5 separate regions of the Mus musculus genome follow, and all the other regions are linked to region 3. A link is a loop called in an ENCODE intact Hi-C map of the cell type or tissue named here. Cell type or tissue: heart. All regions are shown on one strand.

Evidence for each region. Hi-C counts contacts between places; a loop is a spot of excess contacts. Peaks named below come from ENCODE experiments on the same cell type or tissue, not always from the same donor. Only the 100,000 strongest peaks of a DNase experiment are listed, where the experiment ranks them.
Region 1: a loop joins it to region 3, with 10 times the contacts of the local background. A loop is called at or near these places in 11 of 42 quality-filtered maps.
Region 2: a loop joins it to region 3, with 3 times the contacts of the local background. A loop is called at or near these places in 5 of 42 quality-filtered maps.
Region 4: it touches region 3 in a loop (7-fold over the local background); 21 of 42 quality-filtered maps call a loop at or near these places.
Region 5: a loop joins it to region 3, with 3 times the contacts of the local background. A loop is called at or near these places in 5 of 42 quality-filtered maps.

Annotation. Positions count from the first base shown.
Region 1 is chr9:22,554,641-22,559,640 of GRCm38, reverse strand. The region is part of intron 5 of Bbs9 (Bardet-Biedl syndrome 9 (human)); the gene reads right to left. Among named protein-coding and RNA genes, the nearest start is that of Bbs9, 81 kb to the right of the region's middle. In heart, a CTCF peak has its summit at 2,092 (motif pointing left); no DNase peak of the experiment used is centred here.
Region 2 is chr9:22,629,948-22,634,947 of GRCm38, reverse strand. The region is part of intron 10 of Bbs9 (Bardet-Biedl syndrome 9 (human)); the gene reads right to left. Among named protein-coding and RNA genes, the nearest start is that of Bbs9, 160 kb to the right of the region's middle. In heart, no CTCF peak of the experiment used is centred here; a DNase peak (open chromatin) is centred at 1,997; H3K27ac peaks cover 410 bases.
Region 3 is chr9:23,209,745-23,214,744 of GRCm38, reverse strand. No RefSeq gene overlaps it. Among named protein-coding and RNA genes, the nearest start is that of Bmper, 11 kb to the left of the region's middle. In heart, no CTCF peak of the experiment used is centred here; a DNase peak (open chromatin) is centred at 2,214; H3K27ac peaks cover 237 bases.
Region 4 is chr9:23,025,784-23,030,783 of GRCm38, reverse strand. The region is part of intron 1 of Gm36743 (a long non-coding RNA gene); the gene reads right to left. Among named protein-coding and RNA genes, the nearest start is that of Gm36743, 32 kb to the right of the region's middle. In heart, a CTCF peak has its summit at 3,006 (motif pointing left); DNase peaks (open chromatin) are centred at 53 and 3,003; H3K27ac peaks cover 1,993 bases.
Region 5 is chr9:22,622,519-22,627,518 of GRCm38, reverse strand. The region is part of intron 9 of Bbs9 (Bardet-Biedl syndrome 9 (human)); the gene reads right to left. Among named protein-coding and RNA genes, the nearest start is that of Bbs9, 150 kb to the right of the region's middle. In heart, a CTCF peak has its summit at 2,386 (motif pointing left); no DNase peak of the experiment used is centred here.

The sequences.
Region 1 (5,000 bases), 660 kb after region 3:
ATCCTATCTGGAAACAGAGAATGAGCTGTCGCTAACTGTGACTTCACTGCCCAAACACACACACATTCATTCACTATGTTCTCATTTATATTCGGTTGCCCTGCCCTCTCAATCTCTCTTCTCTCTCTCTCTCTCTCTCTCTCTCTCTCTCTCTCTCTCTCTCTCTCTCTCTCTAATTCTAAATAATATATGAGAAACAAGATGGATGCCATTACACAATAAAATCCATGTGTTCAAAATTCCTCATCTGAAAGATAAACTCTTAGAGATGGAATGGAACACAGCTGCATCTGTTCATTCAGAAAGCCAGCTAGTTTCAAAGCCAGATAAACTACTCAGGATAATAGGTATAAGAGCTCTTATTCTCTGACTTTCTTCCCTCTCTGACCCCCTTCTCCCCTCCCCCCCACCCCATGTTCCTGGCTGGCCTCTTCTTTCCCCTCCCCTCCCCTCCCCTCCCCTCCCTTCCCCTCTCCCCTCTCCCTTTCTCTCTCTGTCTCTACTCCCTTCTCCTCTCCCCTTCCCATGTCCTAAATAAACTCTATTCTATACTAAAAAAATAATAATAGTCATAAGAAATTCAGAGATCACTTATGAAAACACACAAAATTGTTTATGTTCTCATTTTGTGAACCTATTCTGCATACACAATATTATTAAAAATTAAATCTAGGGGGCTGGTGAGATGGCTCAGCAGGTAAGAGCACCCGACTGCTCTTCCAAAGGTCCTGAGTTCAAATTCCAGCAACCACATGGTGGCTCACAACCATCCGTAATGAGATCTGAAGCCCTCTTCTGGTGCGTCTGAAGACAGCTACAGTGTACTTACATATAATAAATACATAAATCTTTTAAAAAATTAAATCTAAGTAGGGAGAGGTAACTTATAGAGCCCACCTCCAGCAGGAAGACAAATCAAATGAGGGATGGGGTTGCCATCCCACAGTCACAACTCTGACCCATAATTGTTCCTGTCTGAAAGAATTACAGGGATGGAAATGGAGAGGAGCCTGAGAAAAAGAAGGTCCAGTGACAGGCCCAAAGTGAGATTCAGCTCAAGGGGAGGTCCCAACCTGACACTATTACTGAGGCTCACAAATGGAGTGCTCACAAAAAGGGATCTATCGTGACTGCCCTCCAGAAGACCCAACAAGCAGCTGAAAGAATCAGATGCAGATATTTGCACCCAACCAATGGACAGACGCAGCTGAGCCCTGTTGTTGAATTATGGAAGGCTGAAAGAAGCTGAGGAGAAGGGCGATCCTGTAGGAGAACCAGCAGTCTCAATTAACCGGGACTCCCAAGATCTCTCAGATAGGAACACCAATCAGGCAGCTGATATGAAGCCCCCAACACACATACAGCAGAGGACTGCCGAGTCTGTGTTCATTCAGAGATGATGCACCTAACTCTCAAGAGACTGGAGGCCCCAGGGAGTTTAGAGGTCAGGTGGGGTGGGGGTGGGGACATCCATGTGGAGACAGGTGGGTGGGAGGAGGTGTGGGATGTGCAACAGCCGGAGGGTGGGAGAGGAGGAATAAAATATGGAGTGTAAAAAAAATTAACAAATAAAAAATAAAGAATTTAACTTTTAAGAAGAAAAAAAAAACTTAACTCTACCTCTGATCTGAAATGGCTAGCCAAACTGAATTAGATGATACTTCGTGAACTTCTGTCGCAGGGCTCAGAGTACCGATTACCACTGTTTAATATATCACATCGTGCTTTTCCTTAAAGAAAGCAGTTAAATGCATCTTTAACAAAGGTCACAAGCACAGACCTGCCACAACAATCAAGCCGCCCAAGCAGCTAATTTATTAGCAGTATCCTACGAGCCCCAGACGCAAGGGCAGATCGGTCCAAAGAGCCTCCGGGGGTGTCGGGGTGTCGGTGAGCATCAAGGCAGCCATGGCGGCTCATCACACTCAGGGGAAGCCCCAGAGGGGAGGGGATTTTATTCACTAAGCCAAGGACAAAGGAAAAACTGTTTTCGAATCCTGTTCAGGCCTAGATGAGTAGGTACTTCTGTTACCTACTCCAAGGTAGGCCTCAGGAAATCAAAGGGTGAGGCGAGGGCGCCCTCTGCTGTCCAGCACAGAATCGCGAGTTACCAGGCAACAACTGACTTGGGTTGTTTGCCTTGGACTTTTTTGAGACCATCTCTCTTCTGTCCACTATATCCAGCCAGACATTTACTTTGTAAAAATGTTCCTTACCCATTCCCATATTTTCTGGGATTTTACTATTCTCTATCATTTTGATGCCTTAAATCACTGAAGTGTGGGCTGTGGTGATAAATTCGTGTGTAAAGCTTGCCGCCGTGTAAGCCAACAGTCTGAGCTCAATCCCCAGGGCCACAGGGATTCCTGGGGCTCACTGGTTGGCCAGCCTCACCTACTTGGAGATTCCAGGCAAATGAAAGGCTCTGAGAAACATAAAGATGGACAGTAACCGAGAAATGATGCCAAGGTTGTTCCACGGGCACATACGTAACTGCACATGAGAACACACACACACTCACCCTCACTCACGCACACGCACATGAATGTTGTATCATGTATAAATGTAAAGCTATGCAGGGCCACTTACATGTGTCAAATGAATCTTTCTTAGTGAAAGATTCATTTGACACATGCTCTGTGCTCTCCATTTCACTGAGATCACACAAAGAGGAAAGTAATTGAAGAACACAGAAGTGAAGTTGATTTGAGGAGAACAAGGATGGCAGTCAACGATGTCTCGTCTCACATACTCCGGTGAAATTACCGGAATCAAAGATTTTACCATAATCTCCACGAAAGTAGTGCCAGCCCGCTTGTCATTGGCTCAGCCGAGCAGCTCCTCTGTAAGGGAAGAAGGTCAAGAACCATTGTCCTCCTGTGGCGGGAACTGAGGCTCAGGGAAGCTCTGTGGTCTGCTAAGGGACACACAGCAGCCGAACAGCAGTGTCACGGCTCACGGCTGTCTCTCCAGCTGCACAGATCCACACAGCAGGCACCTAATGAGATCTCTTTAATTCCATATTTAAGGTAGCCTACCATCACAACTGCATGTCATGGACTTATGACATCAGATTTAAGTATAAAATATTAAGTATTTTATTGGACAGATAAAGCCTGATATAGTTGCTCATCAACAATTAAATTATAAAAAAGGAAAGAAATATCAAGTAACACCTACTCTCTGTGTTGAATAAAATATTTGTTAAAAGCAGAATTTAAAGTATATCAATATGCTGCCAAGAAACAAAGGAAATAAAATTCAGAAGCCAAAACCGAAGTGAAAGTGGAATCCACAAAGGTACACAGAGCCCTCGGGACATTTTCCTAAGCCAGATAATCTAAACATAAGCTTTCGTTTTCATGCTCTCAAATGACACACAGAAAAGGGGAGGATGGGGCGGAGCTGCCCAGGACAGAGCCCCCCACCACGCTCCAGACAAACCTAAGACCACAAAGAACTTGACCCCTAATATGAACAGAATTCAGAAATAGCATTACCTCAACCAAAGGGGAAAGAAAAGAAAATGCACACATCAGAACTTGGAACCAGATGAAGGGGGAAAAATCTCTCTTAAGAATTCATAAAATTTATTCTGTAATGTAATTCATTAATGTAAATTTACTGACTAAACCATTCTATCAGATAGCCAAAAAATAAATAAATAAATAAATAAATAAATCTGTGAATTTAGAATAAAATGGTCCAGGGCTAGAAATACAACCAAGCATATAACCAAAGAAAGCTCAAAGATTAAAGGACCACACCAATCACTCACACGAATAAAGTTCTGAAAACTCGACCTCAGTCAAAACCACATCATACAGGGACCTGAGAGAGACACGAGCGGGAGACAGCAACAGTGGGATTAGACTCACAAAGACTTCACATACTGAAAATGACAGAACATAAGAATATGACATTCCTAAGCTTAAGGAAATTAAGGTAGGCATTAAAAATATGGCCAAGGGCAAGCTGAGCAAGCCCAGAGGTACATGTGCCACAACAGAAACCAACTCCAAATGTGTCCACCATGTTTCCCTCTTCGATTACAACCTTAAACTGGGCATGCTGAGGAACATACCCTCTAATGAGCATGCTCAGGGCTGTGCCCAATCTAAAGCACTCCTATGAATATGTATAAGCGCCCAAATAAAATCTCGGAATTTCCTTTGCTCACAAGAAGCATTGCTTCCAAAATAAATCACATCTCTCCTCTCCTACTGGCTCTTTTAAAATATATACAAATGTATTATGTATGACTGACATACAGTAAGAGATTCTTGTAGGTGGCAGACTTTATCAGAATGTATGGGGACGACTGCTGGAATAGAGTTAACCAAGTGAGCACAAGTCCAAGAGCAGGGTTAGAGGGGACCCAGGGCTAGCTAGACATAGTGGCACCTGAGTGTGATCGCAGCCCTCGGGAGGCTGAGGGAAGATAGCCTCCAGTTCAAGGCTAGCCTAGGCTACAGAGACACACTGTCACACAGAATTTGTCACGCTAAATGCCAGTGATGTAGGAAAAAGAAAAGTAAATCTAAATAAATTGTGCAAAATGCATCTCAGAAATAGAGAGGAGATGCTGTGAAGTTAAACTCCCAGCAGGACGAGCCGGACTGCGTGCACACAGCTGGGCTGGGACAGAGCCACTGGGGGAGCTTCAATGACACAGGGAACCCCAAACAAATAAAAGTCACTAATAAATAGAAATAAATAAATAAATAAAGGACAAATAATCACTGAGCATTGTTTAGAATTATTGGACATCAGAACCTTAAAATCCATTTTTAAGCCCAATAAATCCCAGTTAGACAAGTAGAAATAAATCTATTAGATGACCCAAAAGAAATTATGGAATACCAAACATGTACACAGAATCTCACAACAGCAATAGGAAAGGAAGATCATCTAACAGAAAGTTTTTTTAAAAAGCTCATCTAAAAACATGATTGCTTCAATGAATTGAAAAATAACTGTCAACATAGCACTGCATGCCC
Region 2 (5,000 bases), 580 kb after region 3:
TCTAGGGTCAGAGAGATTGGCTTTGCGTGTTTATCTTCTTAGTACTGTCTGAGCTATTTTACCACACATATATACCACATACACATACCACATACAAATGCATATACCACATATAAATAAATATACCACATAGGTGTACCACACATAAATGCATATACCATGTAAAATAAATATACCACATACATATATTACATACACATACATATGCCATATAAACATATATATACCACATGCACATACATACACACAGACACATGCATATACCACAAGTATACATACATACATACGATTTAGTTAGGTCTACTGAGTCCCCAAGGTCTATATTTTAAGCCTGATCTTGGGCTCTATCATGCTAAGGAGAGGTAGGATCATTGAAAGGTGAGGTCTAGTAGGAGGTCCTTCAATCACTGAGGAGCTGCTCTCAGAAGAAACTGACATAAGCAATCCCACTCTCCTGCTAGTTTTCACTAAAGAGTTGCTATGAGAAACCCCTTCTTTTCTGTGTCCCTGGTTTACCATACATATTTGCCCTCATACAAACTTCTGCTTCTACAGAACCAATTTCTATAAAGTACTACTAGACATAAGCCAGTCTTGGATTCATGCCCTTGAATCTCTCACAACTGTTAACTAAATAAACCTTTCCTTCATAAATACTCAGCTGCAAGTCTTTTGTTATGACAGAAGGTAGTTTGAATATGCTTGACCTAGGGAGGCACTATTAGGCCTTGTTGGAGTAGGTGTGGCCTTGTTGGAAGAAGTGTGGCACTGTGCGAGTGGGCTTTGAGACCCTCCTTAAGCTACTTGGAAGTTAGTCTTCTCTTGTTTGCTTTCAGAACAAGATAGAGAACTCTTGGCTCCTTATCCAGCACCAAGTCTGCCTGCATGCTGCCATAATAATAATGGACTAAAGTTTTGAAACTGTAACATAGCCTCAATTAAATATCATCCTTTATAAGAGCTGCCTTGGTCATGGTATCTGTTCACAACAGTAAAACCCTAACTAAGGCAGTAGACTAACAAACACATACTATTTCCATAATTTTAAATTTTCATGTTACATAAAGAATTATCATAAAAAAAGCAAGTTATTCCAAATTTTAAAATATAAATTATATTTATACATATAAATAAAATGTGTTTTTATACACATATATGGTCATATATTTATATTTTGATATATATTCATATTTATAATATGAACATTTATACTCATACATATATGTGCTTAGGTAACATTTTTAATAATAAATCTATGTGCACGCAAGTACATACCTATCAGATAGTTGACTGCCTAACCAGCATCCATCCTTTCTCCTTTATCTTTGTGGCCAAGCTTATTTTTATTGAAGTATTCAACTTTATTACAGAGAAAGGTCCCTTTCTGGACTCCAGGGTCAAATTTAAGCATGGAGGTTTTATTCCACTAACTGCTGCTGTAGACGTGAGCACAGCTCCTAGTGTCAGGACCAATGGACAGGCAAGGAGGCTGGGGCTGAGCAGTAGAGGCACAAGCTTTTAGGAAAGCCTTTCTCCCTGAAAGGCAGATCTGGAAGAACAGCCTTCTTGTCTGGAAATCCTATCTGCACCCGATGCCTGGTGCATCTACAGCTACCCAGGATCCCGGAAAGGAGAACTCCACACACTGGGGACAGATGACTGAGGACACAGGGGCACAGGGTTAACACCATTGACTCAGGTGTCTCACAGCAGAAGGACTGCCCTACACCACCACAAGGCAGTCCCACCACTACAGAACCTGGTAAGAATACACAAGGCTGCTCACTGGCCACTTGACAACCATTTGCTTCTTCGCTTAAAGTAGCTCAATTTGTCCAGAAGAACAGCCATCAGCAAAGCACACTAAACTTCCTGGCCTGTTCTGCAGATTGGAAGGGCCGCTGAGATAAAGGCTGGCGCTGCTCAGGGTGTGGCTTCCAGGAAAGCTCCTCTAGGGGCTGACTCAGCTGCAGATGTGAGGCAGAAGTTCCAGAAGCATTCCTGAACCAAGACATGATGCTGGAATGGAAGTATCAGGATCCCTGAAGACCGAAATTGTGGATCCAACCCTGAACTGCCTGCGACTCGGCTTCTTTTACAGGAGAAACAAACAAACCTCTCTCCTCCGTTTAAGCTTCTATATTCTGGCATTCTGTTACCCACGCACAACCGGAATGAACAAACCAAGTTAAGCTGTTCCTAACCCTTGGAGATAACATCAACTAAGCTAGCCGAAGTACCTTTCAAATGCATGAAGACCAAGCACTTAAGTCAAGGGAAATGCTGTCTCTTCAAAGTCCCCACGGAAAATGACGACTCCTAACAAAAACCCTTGGCAGGATTCGTACTAGCGCTCTTAATTTCAAAAGCTGCGCGTATACAAAGAAATTATTACTATAATTTCATGCTTGTAACAGACAGTTCTCATATAACTTACAGGCATAAAATTAGCTTCAAAATTTTATTACAGTAGGCATATATGGCATGTGTCTAACAAAATATCTTCTTTAAATTGGCCGTAGATTTTGCTACAACCCTTTCTTTGAAAAAAGTTTTTAAAAGCTTTTAATAGCCCACCAAAAAAAAACCCTTTTTCTTTTAAGGCTAAAGGTGTCTTCATCAAAGCTCTCTGCTCAGAGCTCAGGAGGCCATGCACGAGAGGAGACCGAAAGACTGTAAAAGTCAGAGAGGATGGGGTGTCACCAAGGAAACAGTGACACACACATGAATTCACAGAGAATGTGGTAGCATGCACTGGGTACTGTGGCAGCATGTACTTCTTAAAGGTTTTCCTTGGTTTCCTTCTTAGGAATAAAACTAAACAATGATAGTCTAAAAGTACAGAGATATTCAAACATTAACCAAACTGAGATGATATAAATAATCAACTTTCACCGAAGTCTGTGGATCCATCCCAAGCTTAAGGAATATAATCTACACTAACCACAGAAACCAGACAAATAAAAGGGCATCGGGGCAGAGGGTGGGTAGGTCCAGAGAGCAGGAGGAGAAGCATACAGATGGTGCCAAGGTGCAGTGGGGAAAACGGGAGGGATGGTTAATTCGGAAGTCAGGAAGGTAGGCAATGCGGGGGCAGGGGTGGGGCAGGAATGAATGATAGATGCTAAGAATGTTTGAAAAAGCTATTGTTTTATGTTAACATGAAAATAAATGTATACTAAATATAAATGTGGGTGTACATGTATATAGAGTGTGAATGAAGTCATACAACTGTGGTGATAATATTGGCCACAAGAGTCACAGACTATTTAACACAAACCCATAGCAGGCATGGGAAATCTCTCTCTGCCTCCCAGAACTTGAAAGTAAGACACTGTTTCGGAAGACACCGCATACTTCGGGCATAAGACTTGGAAGAATCGAGCTGGAGCTGCTCCGGAAGCCTCTGCCCTGAGGAGTAGTTCTTGTTGTATCTTAAGGTGCTATGCAAGCTGCCAAGGAAACAACTATCAGTGGTCCTACCAAGCTGTAACCACAATGACCAGCACGGCGAGATGTCCAGTGTCTAAGAGTCACATAACTGGCTTGAGGTCAGCTCAGTAGGAGGCAAATTGGGCCTGGTGGAGTAAAGCCAGGTAACTAGTATAGCTGGTGAGAACATGGAATCTAAGAAGAGAGCTGACTGCAGTCACCTTGCTAAGCTAGTATAGTTACTAACTGCACCCCAAATTTTATCCATAAACTCACAAATAAATGCAGCTTTCACTCATCAAAGAAGACATCACAGAAATCCACGACTGGAAAAAAAGGCAGAGAACAACTACTGCAGGAAGCCCGTCCCCAACGGCCATGTCTACAACACAATCCTAGCCTAAGGCTTGGAGAACACTGTGGAAGAGAAGGCTTCAACTACAAGAGCCAGAGGACCAATATGTCTGCTGCCACGTGGTGTCTTCACACATCATAGGGAAGCTGCATCCATAAGGTCTCAACAATATGGTTCCCTAAACACAACTTCACAATGACACCAGCAGGTAACGGGCCAACATAGAGAGGAAACTCTCACAGGGCCTACCCCTAGTTAAAGAGCATCAGTCAGCCAATGGCTGCTGAGAGAGAATTAGTCCACTCCAGAGACAAGCAATACTAAGTGGACTTAGCAGGCTGTGTGTGTGTGTGTGTGTGTGTGTGTGTGTGTAGTAATAATAATTAAAGGAGAAGAGGTCAAGGCTTTGAAGAGTGAGAGGACATGAGAGGAGCTGGAAGGTGAAAAGAAAAAGTGAAACTGATTCTCAAAAAATAAAATAAATATATTTCTTAAGTGAAGCTCTTTCAAGATATACAAAAGGGTTAAAGAAATAGCAAGCAACACATCAAAATCTTTTCACTTATCACTAGGGCTACCAGGAGGTAATGTTTAGCTGTATGGGATTTTTTATGCCATTTATATAATTCATGTTAGTTAAACTATCATTAGCTATTGCTTGTAGAAGGGCAAAAACTGCAAGACAAAAACTTTGGAGTAAAACCCACATTAACTAATAAGCTTGAGAAACTTCATTATATATATATAATGAAGTTATATGCATATATACACATACATATATGTGTGTATATGTGTTTATGTATATACGCATATATATGTATATATGTGTATATGTATATATGTACACACACACATATATATACATGTATATGTATATATACGTATATATATACACACATATAAAACAATCTTCCATATATATATATATATATATCAAAACTGGTATCAAAACAGAAAGCTTAACCCTGACTGTGCAACCTGAACTGAGATGCGCAGTTCTCGCCACCTTCCATCTGAGGGGGATGTGCTGACAAGAGGCTGTAGACCTCCGTTTCAATGGTTTACTTTAAGAACGTTCTATAAGAACATGTGAAGCTGAGGCATCACATCTTTGCTTTTAATATTCCTATTTTAATATATCATCTCAGCTCCTTAAAACCAGAGGAATAAAGTCCTGGTAATACAAATCAAAACTACATAAACCTAGTGCAGC
Region 3 (5,000 bases):
CAAGTCTCTGTACATTCATTGCTCCAATACAAGGGGACATCAGCTTCTACCCTGGGCTTTTAAAACTTCAGCTGTGGAGAAACTACTTTCTCCCCTCTTTTTGAAGTTGGCTTCATAATGGGAGCTGAACAACTGTTGGCCAGCCAGGCATCGTTGTCAACACAGGCCTATAAAGTTAATATAGCATTAATATAGGACCTATGTTAATAACCAAGCTATACAGTAACACCATGTGATTAATTTATTGTTGCAATATATTACAATAAGACCCTGATATAGGCAATGCCTCAATCTAAATGATACGAGCTAAGCATGGAAATCTTTAGGCATTAAAACCAGAACTTCAAGGGAGGAAAGAACAGAGAAGGCCTTGCTGGCCCCTCAGATCCCAGGATATAGGTGTCAGCAGCCTTTCCTCACCCTAGAGCTTACCTTCATCTTCACAACTCAGGGAATTCTTTGCTGGGCAAACGTAGAAATCAATCTTGAGGCCATTCAAGGAAGTAAAGCCACACACAGGAAAGCTATTATCACGTGCAGGTACTGCGTTCCCATTTAGGCCAGCCAGGCTTGCTCATTTGCATAATGTCTACTGCTCTCCTTTAAGACACTATGATGTCTTGGGCATATTATAAAGCTTTTAAATATATGTGTTTTTTATTTGTGGAAACAGGAAGGAATTGAAGAGAACCAAACACCTTTACTGAACATTGTAATTGATGTAGGAGGGGGAAAAAATCAATTCTGAAGGAAGAATCCAGTTCTATTGCATTTCTCATCCCCAGAGATGTTTCTGATGGACATAATGGCTGGACATTAGCCCTTGCCTCCTAACAGATGCAATTAAATGGACCCCAGACAAAACAAACAAGTAAACGGCAGTCTATTTATAGGTCACTTTGCTCTTTCCTGCTAGAAATAACTTGCCCCTTGGGCATAGGACAGGCACTTGTATCACCTGAGAAAGTGTTACTCATTGCTCTTTAGCATCAGGAGCTCCTGATAAGTATTAGCATTAGTGGGGACCCTACCCCACCCCACCCCAGCTCTGTGTGCTGTGAGAATGTGCTTATTGGTTTTAAAGTGGGTCACTGTGGGTCTCTGCTCTCTTATTTCCCCAGAGGACAAAGGAGTGGGTTTAAAAACAAAAACTGAAATTGTTCGCTCCGATGGTTTTTTTTTTTTTTTGTATTAAATCATGACTTTCCCTTACAGTTTGGAAAATAATTTTAATGGTGCCTGAATTATTCTGTGAAGTCAGTATTCCTCTGGGTCAGAGTCCCATAAAGATTTATACCTTATTGTCCAGCCTGTGAGAAAGAACAGAATGTCTGTTCAGTTCGGTGCTCTAACAGGTAAGGGTTTTTTTTTTCTCCTAATGGAATATATAGCTTTTTGATCTTTAATACATTAGGAAATGATAACCTAGTAATTATGCAAGCAATTAAAACTTCTTTTGATGAATCAGAGTAATGCATAGATCATCCAGTTCCTTGAGACTCAGTCCTTCCGCTGGGTGAGCGGCAGAGGAAGATTGCCCCTGTAGAGTCCCAGACATTATCCAGACCCACTGAGTCAGAAACCTTTCTTGCTAGAGCCCACTGTGTTCTGGCAGGTTCCTACAAATACCTCATTCTACAAAAGGACATCAATTCCGGCCTTGGCAGAGGAAGAACGTGGTGTACATAGGAAGGTGAAGTAGTCTGCTATATAATATCTTTGTCTGAGGTGTGGGCTTTAAAGCTAAGGTGGGCCATGCCAAGCCCCTGCAGCTGGAAGCTCTCTGACCCTCCGGTACGGTGCTCTCTCACACACAGGGGAAGGGTGCAGAAATCATCTAAGTCCGTTTAGGTGTCATGACACATATGAATATCAGACTTGGAATGACCTGATTCTACACAATTGTAGTCCTGCTTTGAAATGAAGACAGTAATGCTGATATCTTTTATGCGGTTTAAATACATTTAAATAAAACCACTCACCTAGCACGGCCGTGGCCTGTTAGGCATACTTTCCATTGTTGACTCCTTTGCTTTTTCAATACCTATCCACCTATCTCCCGGTTAGAAATGATGGTTAGAAATTAGTTTGTTCCTCATTGTTGCGCCTAGGAACAGTATGCACCCTTCAGAGGTGCACTGTGGCTTGGACAGGCAGGCCCGGACCTCAGAACCCCAGGACAGGAGAGTGGCACGCTTTTCCCCTCACGACCTGTAGGTGGCAGCACGGGGACCTCCTGAATGCGGAGCCAGGGTCTCAGCAACTGACTGCTCCAGGACTGGGAAGAAGCTAACACGCCTGCCTGAAAGTGCAGTTTACCCCGATGCATACTAATACTGAACCTTCCAGCACTTGCCAAGGCTTCTTTCCCGGGCTTACAGACAGAGACGCTCAGCAGTTAGGGTGCCCTAGAACCCACTCTAAGCCTGTAGCTCCAGGCCTAGGGGTAACCCAAAACTTCTTGTCTTTGAGGGCACCCGCACTCTCGTTCATATACCACACAGGTACACATAATTAAAAATAAAACCTTTTCTTTTTAAGTTTAAAAGAAGAAAAAGACTTACCCTTCCATTTCAGCTTGTCTGAGTTTTGTTTAGTTTGTTTTTGTTTTACTCTTGTATGGTCGCTTCCTGAGCTTAGCTAAGAACACCTCTAACCAAGTCCTGATCCAACACTCCAGTAGTGAAGGAAGTCTGAGGGTACTCCTGCTGCCTTGCTCTGGCACTGGCATCCCGATTGTGGGGAAGTAACATTAATAGTCACGCCCAAGTTTAGCTCCTTTGTCAAAGATCAAGTGATACCCATGGAAGGAGTTACAAAGTTCTGTGCAGAGACTGAAGGAACAACCATCCAGAGACTGTCTCACCCGGGGATCCATCCCATAAACAACCACCAAACCCAGACACTATTGTAGATGCCAACAAGTGCTTGCTGACAGGAGCCTGATATAGCTGTCTCCTGAGAGGCTCTGCCAGTGCCTGACAAATACAGAGGTGGATGCTCACAGCCATCCATCGGAAAGAGCACAGGGTCCCCAATGGAGAAGCTAGAGAAAGGATCCAAGAGCTGAAGGGGTTTGCAGCCCCATAGGAGGAGGAACAATATGAACTAACCAGTACCCCCAGAGCTCCCTGGGACAAAACCACCAACCAAAGAAAACATATGGTGGGGCTCATGGCTCTAGCTACATATGTAGCAGAGGATGGGTTAGTTAGTCATCAATGGGAGAAGAGGCCCTTGGTTCTGTGTCTATGTCCCAGTGTAGGAAATGCCAAAGCAAGAAAGCAGGAGTGGGTGGGTTTGTGAGCAGGGAAGGGGATGGGGGTTTTCAGGGGGAAACTAAGAAAAGGGATAACATTTAAATAAACAAAATAGCTAATAAAAGTAAATTAAACAACAACAACAACAAACAAAAACCAGCCACTCCAATGGAGACTGCCTTGGAACCTTGTGCATTCTGGGTGCCATAGCATATGAAGACCTTTAAGATAGGTCAGGTTGTGTGCAGCACAGATATCAATTGCCTGATGTCAGAGAGCAACCAGGGTCAAATCCAGGCAACTTGATTCTTGACTTGGTGTTTCCTCTCAAGAGGAAAGAAAGAGAGCAAGGAGGGCTATGCATAAGGGTTTGGGTGAGAAGGGGAAGGGAGAAATGGCGTGATTAAAGTATAATCTCAAAAATAAGTGCCAAAACCAAGTAAGAGACAAGGCAAGCAAAGGCCAGTGGGCAACTGTGTACCTTGCAGGGGAGCCTCCTAATACACCCAGTAGTGTTTACCTTTCCAGCCTTGACCTGGTCAAATCAGAAACTGCTCCCTCAACACTGCTGGACTAAGGGCTCTACAGCCAACCAACATGGTGATTGGTCTAGACCTTTATCCTCTAACTTGAATTGCCTAAAGATGACTGTTAAACCGTTTCAACTGGCATCCAACTGCTACATTATCTCCACTATCTGTCCCTTCACTGAGGTCTGGGTCCAGCTGCTCTCTCTGTTTGCCTAGTTATTGCCTGTTTCAAGGACATCATTTTTCTGGCTTCCCCTCTGAGTCCTATTCTGTCTGAAACCTGCAACCAAGAGCCAGCCGTAGACAGCTATTGAGCTTAGTAAGACCTTGAAAATTCTCTTCTCATTCACTCTATCTGCATCCAGTGATATAACAAGCAGGTGCTTAGCAAGCAAGCGTTTTGGACAAGGCAGATTATAGAACATTTTCATCATAGCAGGAAACTGAATGAGGCTGGCCTGAGAGTGTCTAAATCCTAGCTATCCATAGGACCCTACCACTTAGACAACAGAGACACTTTTGGGCCTTTCCAACTGCAAGTTACTTACTCAAAGCCACAGATACCACACAGAATGATTCAACCAACTCACCCAAGGTTCCGGGCCCCATGTTACTCAGGGACAGCAGCTCTTTGGCCTTAGTGTATGATAGATAAGTATGTAAAGGGCTGGACAGGCAATGAAATCTTATTCTAGTATAAATAAGACTCAGGGCACTCTTCTGTCCCAGACACACTAGCTGCGTTATGAACATTTTTCCCTGACCTCTCCACTTACACAGCACCATGCAAAAGGAACTTCTCTGAAAAAGCAGCCCGCCCTGATAACCTACCAAGAAGAACTCAGAGACGATGCAGAATCCAGACCTTTAAAACCCGCAATCACAGCCTATTCCTTACACATGCAGAGCCCAGCTCCAGGCCCAAGAGATGACTGTTGAGAGCTGAGGGGTGAGGTGGGCTGCAGAGACAGGGCTGTCCTCCACATAGGGAGCGGTGCTGTGAGTAAAACTGCCTGGGCCTCTTGTTGATACAGATGCATAACCTCACTGCCATCTCATTTCATGTGTGTGTGTGTGTGTGTGTGTGTGTGTGTGTGCTCGCACACTCATGTATGCACACATGCAAGCATGCACACTCATATACATAGTCTTGCTACAGGTATTGAGCATGTGGGGAAGTATTTACTGGTCATGGGGTAAGAAGTAAAAA
Region 4 (5,000 bases), 180 kb after region 3:
AAGAGGGCCAGAGACTTGGAGACAGTTTGGCTCCCCGTGCTGAGAGGGTGACGTCAGCCATGCAGATAAATTCCAAAGAATCTATTGCCCCTCAAACAATGTTTTACTAGCTTGTAAAATGTTCCAAAGCTCTGTCCATCCTGAGAACTCCTGGGGGCTATCCAGGGCATTCTGGAAAGTTACAGTAAGAAAGTGTCTGTCCAGTTCTCCTTCACCCAGAGCCTAATTTCTTTTTAGACTTAGTCTAATTTCTTTGTGCTGCATGAGTCACTGTTAAATGGGAACACTTGTTTCGGCCTTAATATTGAATGTCAGGCGAAAGAGCATGGAAAAACGCCGAGTCTAGATTGCAATCAGAAAGCATGCCTGAATTCGATGATGGTCACAGCATTCAAGTGTCTCCCTCCGACTTCCTGTGCCCTCGCTGAGTCACCGGGCAAGCTCTGCCAATGGGTGTCATTGCTTTCAACCTCCAAGTTAGCAAAGCCACATAAATAAAAACAGGACACGTGTTGCTCGAGAGTAGTTAGCAGAGGAGCTGTTGTTACTAGACATTCTCCATGTCATTTGCAGGAAAAGGAAGCAGGATTCAAGACAGTAAACAAAAGCAGAGACAGGAGGTAACATGGGGGTCAGGACGAGCTCCTTGAGTCTCTGAAGACCTAATGTTATTTAGTGAGAGTTTGTCCCAAGAGGCTGAGACACGGTCTATCGAACCTCATGAGACATTTGCTACCAGACATGATCCCTTTATAGGGACTGCAAGCTAGGTTTATAAAGAGTGCTTGAAGATATATAATGTCTGACTTGTTGCTGACAGAGCCGAGTTCTCTCATTATTGCTGTTTTCCAGGCGAGGAACCAGACGCTTGGAGAAGGTACCTTGCCCAGTGTCATCCAGCTAATAAGTAGTAAAAACAGACCACCCAGCAGCCTAGCTCATCTGAGTCCAAGGGAATGCTCTTTGCCCTACATTTCCGAACTTCATAAATAGATGAGTTAACCAGAGCTTGTGTCATTGGACATCAAAGGAGACATTTGTCAAAAGAGACTAAACATGCACTTGGGCAACTGAGCTTTAGAGGAATAAAACTTCCCCCAGCTACTCACTCAAAATGTGAATGGCAGATCACTCTAGAGGAGATTCTGTAGGAAACCTGGCCACGGGGGTGGGGGTGGGGCACTACAAACCTGACCCCGCAGGGCATCCTCTTGAAACTGATGACTGTCCAAGTAGTCCACTGCAGTCTGAGATCCCTGAACCTCAGGGAAGCCCTGGCCTTCTTGGGCTCCTGGGTTTTAGAACCTGGTCCTAAGGATGCAACCTGGGCCCAATCCCCAGGGCACCATTCACACACACGCAGAGTCCCTCTCTCTGCTACACTCAACCTTCCCAGAACTGTCTCAAGAGGTAAAGAGGGGACACATAATCCCTCCAAGTGTGGACTCCAGTGTAGGTGTGACCTTCTAGGCAGTCCAGTCCAAGGCAAAGTGGCTCATTTTGGCCAATAAGGTCACAAGCCCAGATCATTGGGGGGAAAGGCGGAAAACCAGTAGGCAAGGAAAATGTACTGTCATCCAAGAACAATAAAGTTTATGTATTCCCAGATGTGGGTCCTCCCACCTAATCAAAGCCAAGGCCCATACCAGTGAAAAGAACTTTCCTCCAGCAGAATGGGAAAGTAGCTTCTTTGGGGGCTAAATTTAGATTTTACCCATTGGAGATATGCTCTGCTTCTGTGGGGTTGTTAACAGAACAAGAACAAGGTCAGCATCCCTGCCGGCTCTGGCCAGCTTCAGCTTCAGCTGACATACCCTGAGCCATCTTGTCCACGGGGCTGGGCTCTGTCCCAGGCTTGCTCACAACTTGACCATGTGTGCTTTGGGTCACTATTTGTGTGTCAGCTCTGTTTTGACATCACTGGGGAGCACACACTCAATACCCATTGCTCCAAAGACCAGGGTTTGAAGAAACCAGAGAGTGACCAAAGCCTCCTCCCTACCCAAAGCTAAGGGTGTCTTGGGAATACTTTATCGATGGGGCAACATTTAGCAAAGAAACTGAACAGAATGCAGGGAATGAAATGGTTGCACAGAAAGAGGAATGGATTCCCACAGTCACTCTGGGCAGCAGTGAGACCACTGGGCAGGGGTGACCCTTGCAGCAGGCCACCTTCCTCCACCTACGGCCCACATACAGTGGCCTTCAGTGCTTTTCGGAATGCTCTTTTCAAGCATGCCGGATTCTCAGGAAGTTGAGGAAGTGAATGTGGTTCCCACCAGAGCAAGTTAGACAAGTTTATTTTGTTTCTTGATCTTCCTTCTTAACTAAGAGGAAAGAGGAGGGTCGGGGATGGGGTGCTCTCAACACTCTATCATCTCACTTTAACCTGCCACCTCCTACTTCACCCTGCTCTGTCCCCATCAGTACTGATAAATTCAGGAAGGGCTGGCGAGGCTTGGACTGGTAACAATCTTGTTGATGCTTTCTTAATCCCCAGCTGTTTTCACTAATAGAAGTAATCAGTGCCACCACTACCACCCTTTATTTTCAGAGAAAGCAGGGCTGCCTTGCTCGCTAGCATCCCTGCCTGGTGCCCTGGGGAAAGGATGCTCCCCAACTGTCCCAGACTGGCTCAGGAGCTCAGGCACTTCCGAGAACTCTCCTCAGCCAGTCCACCATGAATGCAGTGTCCAGCAAGTAGACCATGTAGGTGTTGCCTAGGGAGCAAGTCTTGAGCTCTGCGGCTTGTTCGGCCAAGCAGGAAAATTAAGACCACAAATCCTGCTAAACAAAGGAAATAAGCTTTTCAGCAGCTAGACACCTCCTAGAGGGGCTTGAGCTGCAACAGCGCAGTGTGCTAAACAAGAATCCTGTGAGCCTACTGAATGACTGCAGTGGGCGTGTGTGCTCCCTTCAAAAACAAACACACATAAATAACTAAGTGACCATGTGTATTCCAAGTGAAGCTATGGGACTCAGCAGGAAGGAGCTGTCGCCCTCTACTGGATGGAATGTCACAAGAAGGCCATGATTTCATGCTTGGCAACTGCCTGGATGGTTTTTGTTTTTGTTTTTGTTTTTTTACCTCCCAAGGGTGCAGGTGATCTCCTTGGTGGTCATAATGAGTTTCCCATGGAGGAGGGCGAGCGTAAAGAGAAGAGAGGAGAAAACAAGACAGTGTGGAGATCCCTTCAGACAGTCATCATGGCACTGCCTTGCAAAGTGCATTCATACAAAGAGAATCACCTGACCCTCCAGTGTCCCTGACAGAGGTGCTGTTGCTAATAGACACTTTAGTAGAGTTTAAACCAGAGCCAGAAAGGGGTAGGGGCTTGATTTGACTCTGACTTTCTAATCCAACCCTAGAATGGCTTCCTTCCACTCCCTCCTTATCTGCTAGACTTTATTCATTTACTGAAACATTTACTTTGTGGGGAACCTGGCTCTCTAAAAACTAGGGACTAGCAGAGAGCTGGGCAAAGCAAGATCTCTTATGGGGCTCTCTCGGGGCTATAGAAAAGGAGTAAAAAAAATGTAATAATATTGTGATATCAAAAAGGAGTAATACTAAGGGGTTTTTTTTTTTGTTGTTGTTGATTTGTTTGTTTTTCCAGTAATGGGGCATGTGCACAAGCAATGTGGGGGTGGCCCCTGCAGCCCGTAGCAGATTGCCTCTGATAACAGAGGCAACAAAGGTTCCGCTATGGGAAAGAGCTATCGTCTACAGCATCTGTTTGACCGTGATTCCTTTAAACTCACAGACCACTTACACGGTTTGAGCTGCTTTGCTATATGAAACCGTGGAAACCACTCAAATATCCTTTAGTAGGAGAGTGGTAAACTCTGTGCTCCGCCCGCACGACTGAGCACTACTTAGCTATAGAAAGGAAGAAATTATTGACTTGGGAAACAACTTGGGTTTCTATATGAGGGCATTATACTGAATAAAACAAGCTAATCTTAAAAGAGTGGGCACTAGCATTCTGTAGATCAGTGGTTCTCAACCTCCCTGGTGCTGCAGTCATTTAATACAGTTCCTCACGTTGTTGTGAGCCCCAACCATAGAACTACCTTTGTCACTAATTATAACTGTAATTTGCTACTGTTGTGAATGGTAATGTAAATATCTGTGTTTGTCAATGGTCTTAGGATACCCCTGTGGGAGTTGAGAACCACTGCCCGTAGATGAAGGGAACACTGTAGAGATGGAAGACAGGTAACCTGAGTCCTGCTGGAAGCGGTGTCTTTGGTGAGCAGTTCCTGGGCCGCTGGAGCGGTTCCAGAGCTAGATCTGCGGTCATGTGAATCTACAGCACAGAAAGCACCGAACATACAGCGCGTGCCTGAGGCTGAAGGATGGGAACAGCATCCACAAGGTGCCTGATGCTCTTGAGCCAATCAAAGTTCTCATTTCATCACTGCAGGGGGAAGCTGGGTGCTAGGCTCCTGGGCTTTTTCTGCACTGCTTTTGTTACAGTTTACTGTGATCTATAATTATTTTGAAATCAAAAGAAGGCAAAGATGATAGAGAAGGCACCCTTAGTGCTACCGAGCTGCCCCACCAGTTAACAGATCCTGCTGTTACTTCCTGTTTTTATTTGGGTTTGTTTGTCCAAAACTGGGTCTCATTCTGTATCACAGGTTAGACTGGAACTCACTCTGTAAGTTCAGTTATTCTCAAATACCCAGTGATCCTCCTGCCTTAGCCTTCTTCCTGCTGTCAGATGAACTGCCATGCCTGACTTCCTGCCCTCACTCTTAGGGAGAGTACCCTGAGTTCCAGGTGCTTTGGAAACTCTTATGGTAAAAAAACAATCAAACACTGACAAGGAGCCATACAATTAAGAAGCTGTTGTTCAATGGCTGTATGAAATAAAGAAGAGAGTAGAATCCCAACATTCAGATCAAAGGGAAGGTCCCACATAGAAACCTACTCTCTTAAGACCTAGAGCCCCAGTCAGAGAGAAAGAGTTTGAGCCAAGGAGCACATCTGACAA
Region 5 (5,000 bases), 590 kb after region 3:
TTATGACCGAGGAAAGAAAAAAATCTCAAGTAATTTTGATTTGCTGTCTGTGATAGCTAGTGAGGTTGAAATGTTTATTGAACATTTGTACTTCATCTTTTGGGAACCGTGTGTCCATTTCATTAGCTTCTTTATTGACATGACAGTTTACCTTTGTTTAAGTTCTTTGTATGTCTTAGATGTTTATCCTCCGTCAGACGTGTAGCTAGTAAAGATTCCAACCCATCGTGGAAGTTATCTCTTTACTCAACTGCTTTCTTCCTTTCACTTAATTTCATAAAACCACACTTGTCAACTGTTGGACTTATTCCTGAGTGAATAGAGTCCTATCAAGAAATTCCTTGCCCATTCCTCTATCTTGAAGTGTTTGTTGTACTTTCCCCAGTATTTTGAGAGTTTCTGGTCTTCCATTAACATCTTCGGTCCACCAGGAGGTGAGCAGTACACAGGGTAAGATATCAGGATCTATTTTCGTTCTACACATGGATAGCCAATTTTCCCAAGAGCATGCTTGAAGAGGCACTCTTTTCTCCAATGGTTACTTTTAGCATCTCTGTCAAAATGTAATTGACTAGAGCTGTATGAGTTTATATCAGGATCTCTATTATACTCTGTTGACCTACATATCTGTTTTGTGCCACTACCAAGCTATTTGGAAGAGTAGAAGGAGTAGGAGGAAGAGGAGGAGGAGGATTTTATGTGCTTAAGTGTTTTGCTGGCATAGCTGTCTGTGGCCCATGCACATGCCTGGTGACGTTAGAGACGGAAGAGGGAGCTGACTTCCCCTGGACCTGGAGTTTGATGGGTTCAAGCCACCATATGGGTGCTGGGAATGAAACCAGGTCCTCTGGAAGAACAGCCCGTGCTCCTAGTCACTGAGCATCTCCCTGGTCCACCATGCTGCTTTTGATACTATTTGCCAGCGCTTTTTTTCTTTAGAAATTTCATGCAGTATGTATCAAAAGATGGCCTAGTCGGTCATCACTGCAAAGAGAGGCCCATTGGACTTGCAAACTTTATATGCCCCAGTACAGGGGAATGCCAGGGCCAAAAAGGGGGAGTGGGTGGGTAGGGGATTGGGGGGGTGGGTATGGGGGACCTTTGGGATAGCATTGAAAATGTAAATGAGGAAAATACCTAATAAAAAAAAGAAAAAAAATTTCATGCAGGATTCCTATACTTACATCATTTCTACTCCTACATGTCCCAACGCAACTCTTATCATGACCCCTCCCCCACTTCCTCTCAAATTCACAACCTCTTCAGTTGTTGTCTTACACACATACCCCTGCTGAGTCCTTTTAACTTACCAGGAGACTGACTCACTCTCTCTCTCTCTCTCTCTCTCTCTCTCTCTCTCTCTCTCTCAGCAACCATTAGTTCCCTGGAGCTCTTCATCGAGGGATGTGGCCTTGGGGCACTTCCCCCATCCACACGGTTTATCAACTGATATTGACATCATGTACATCTTGGTCTGGCAACTATATTTTGCTAGTTCATGGTACAACTTACCTGTTCTGTCTACAACGTAACAGCAGCAGACATTCTGGCTCTCTGGTTTTTACAGTAAGGATTCTCATAATTATTCCACAATTATTCCTAAGCCTCGTATGTAGAGGTTGCATTGTAGAGGTATCTGTTGGTTATCCCTCTTTTTAAGTAAAAGCTCTTAGAGAGAGCTATTATTCAAAGGGGGTAAGAGAAAGAAACAGAGCTCTAAACTCAGAAGAAATACTTTTCAAGCTTCCCAATTCTGCATCATTGCCAACAGTCATGTTGTTAACATAAAGCTCAACTCAGTTGAGAGAATGATACCCGTGCTCAGTCCTTCCTATAAAATGACCCCTAGCAACTGCTACATTACTTATAATAAATACAACTTTCCAGCTAGATGTGAGAGTGCACACCTATAGTTCCAGCACTCAAAAAGTTCAGGCAAGACAATTTCAAGTTCCACGCCAACCTGGACTACATAGTAAGACTGTCTCAAAAAATGCAAACCAACCAACACAGTCTAGAACATTCCTGTACATGCTGTGCCTTCTCTGGGGCTCATACAATAGTAAGCGCCACAAACCCCGTGACATGGCTTCATAGAAACAAGGGCTACATTGGGGTCCCTGGCCAGCAGGGCGAGAGTTCTTACACTGACTGCTGTATGGAGCTGGGTCAAGTGGGAGAGGTCCTCCCAAATTCCCCATCTCTAAACCAAGGCGGTGAGAGGCGATGATCCTCAAAAATCCAACTGCTTGTATTGGTTCTTTCATCTACCTCACAAAACGAAATCTCCCCAAAATGAAATTAGTCTCCTGAACTGAAATGTTAAAAGCAATCCATGGCGCCTATGGGGCAGTGCCTGTTAGTCATTGCGGACAACTGAAGCCACCTAGTGGTGGACAAAGTCCTTACAGCCTCCGAAAACTATTTCTAGAGGAACACACTCCTGCTCTACATTGCTCTAAGTTCTCCTTTACCCCCAGTCCCGTAAGGTCTGGGAACCTGAGTCCTCGAGAGCTTCCTGATTCGAAAGGCCTGTCTTCTGCTGACTTCTCAAGACAAGACTGGAATCACTATCCTCTGGATTCAGACAGACATTCCCAGCTCAGATTTAACTTCCCAGCGACCTATCAAGCAGGAGAGCTGGCATGGTCTGGTATAAGCATTCTTCCTTATTCAACTATGTGCCTCTCTAAATCAGATAGCCTGATAGCTCTCACATTCCAAAACTAACAATTAAATATGCTCTGAAATTCTGCAAAATTTATTGATTTATAGGAATATAAACCAGGTTGTTCCACTGTTTACATAGCAAGCAGTTGCCAGTTTAGACTTAGGAGAATTATTTTGAAAAGCATTGAGGTTCTGAGATAGATAATGAGGGATGTGTGTATTTCTTTAGCTTTTCAAAATCCATTCTTTACCTATGGTTGGTGTCCAAATGGAAGAGAGTCTTGTCTCACAGAAACACCTAACCTCAACATTGATAGGATATCTTGATCCTTCAAGAAAGTCCAGTAATTTCTTGAGTGATTTACCTTTATTTAATCACATCAGAAACTTTGGATAAAATTTAGATCAAATAGGAGAAATTTAAGTTGTAGATAAAACTGCTTGTTCTTTATTATTATTTTAAAAAGATGCTAAGACAAGCTTTAAAACTCTAGTGTTCATTAATAGAATTTCTGTATACAACACCTATGACGGACAAAGACTTTGACCCAGGCCTATAAAACTACTAAACTAGTAATATAGTCATTTGGCATTTTTATACAATGGAAAAATAAAATATATTCATATTCACATATATAGTTAATTCCAATTAACTATAAAGAAAATATTATTAAACAATGTGTTTTTAAATCTTTCTTCTTCGTGGCTATTTTATAGAACAATAAGGTCTATATAGGCTATATGGGCTGGACCTCTGAATGAATTTCATGCTCAGTGGGTCAGAAGTTAAATGTAACACTGTATATCCAGTTAACTTAAAAGCACAGTTAACATTGAGTTATTTTATGCAAATCAACTAACACAAGATCCATAAGTGGACTTTATGAACAGGTCAAGGTCAGGGATGCTATATCCCCAGGATATATACTTTCTCTGCTATGTTAGCCATAGAACAGGAAAGTAAACAAGAACTCTGTTCAAGAGTCTGAAAACCAGCCCATTGCTGCACAGAAAATCCCCACCACTGCAACACACTAAAGCCAAACTCCAGATGGATTTGAAACATTAAACTTAAAAAGATGAAACTATAAAAATATGTATCTTCCTTTGAGATGTGAAGAACGTGTGCTGAGAGAAACAGTAGACTAGAAACCAAAGAATCTCTAGATGAAGTCACAGAAAAATTTACAGTTGTTGCATGCTTACCAGCCAGCTATGATGGGGCATGTTTGCAACCCCAACAGCACCATGCTCTGGATGCAGAGGCAGGAGACTGCTTGAGTGTGAGGCCAAAATCGTCTACGTAGGAAGATCAAACTAAATAGTGAGACCCGGTCTCAAAAATAGAAGGGAAGAAAAAAAAAAAAAAGCTCCTACAAAACAGTACAATTATATCCCATATCTGAACAGAAAAGGTCCAAGAACAAGCGCAGACAGCAGAGATACGCAGGTGCTGCTGCTGCTGGGGTGAGGAGAGGCTCAGAGGGGAGCTGTTCTCCCTGTGCATGACTGAAGATCTGACTCCCACCCCTGGAAACAAGTCAACAGCCTAATGCGGTGCTGAGCATCTGCAATCCCATGGAGAGGGAGGAGATGGGGAGAACTAAAGGAGAATAGGCTGGAAGGTCACTGAGCCAGCAAAGCCTAAAACACACAGCATAGCAGAGAATCGGGAGGTAGAAGGGGAGACGGAACTCCTGAAAGCTGACCTCAGACCTCCAAGTAAATGCCATCGCATATATGCATACACACATACTCACAGTGAATAAATAATTTTTAAGTTTTTTTTAATGATGCTGTCCGTAATTAGATGTAAAAATTCAAAAATCAAAGAAATTTATTATTTTGGACTATTCTCTAAATTTGGTCACCTCTGCAAACTTGTATGAGTTCGTGTTCAATAAGAACTTCCATTGCTAGACAAGTTATACAAGGTAGCGTCTCTCTCGCCCAGAAAAGAACTTGGATTTTTCGCTAATTTTGACATTTTAAATTTTGTTTAAAAGCCTTTCAGAGAGCATCTTAGAAGTATGTACCCATATCTGAGAAATGCCTCCACTTTCTTTACAGTAGTCTGCTTCCACAGTTATTAAGAGGATTTAGAAGCGACCCAGAAAAGGGGAAATGGATTTTCAAACACAGAAAGTCTGAGGGATGTTGAAAACCCACTAAGTTATGTCTCCAAGTTGGGGTGTAGAGAGATGGCGAGCTGGTTCCCAGCATCTGTGGGCCCCTGAACTCTACCCTCAGCACTGCAAGCAGCACCACAGAAAGGGAGTGAAGAGATATTTCTGAGCGTAACATGCTGGGTATATATAATGCGTACTAAC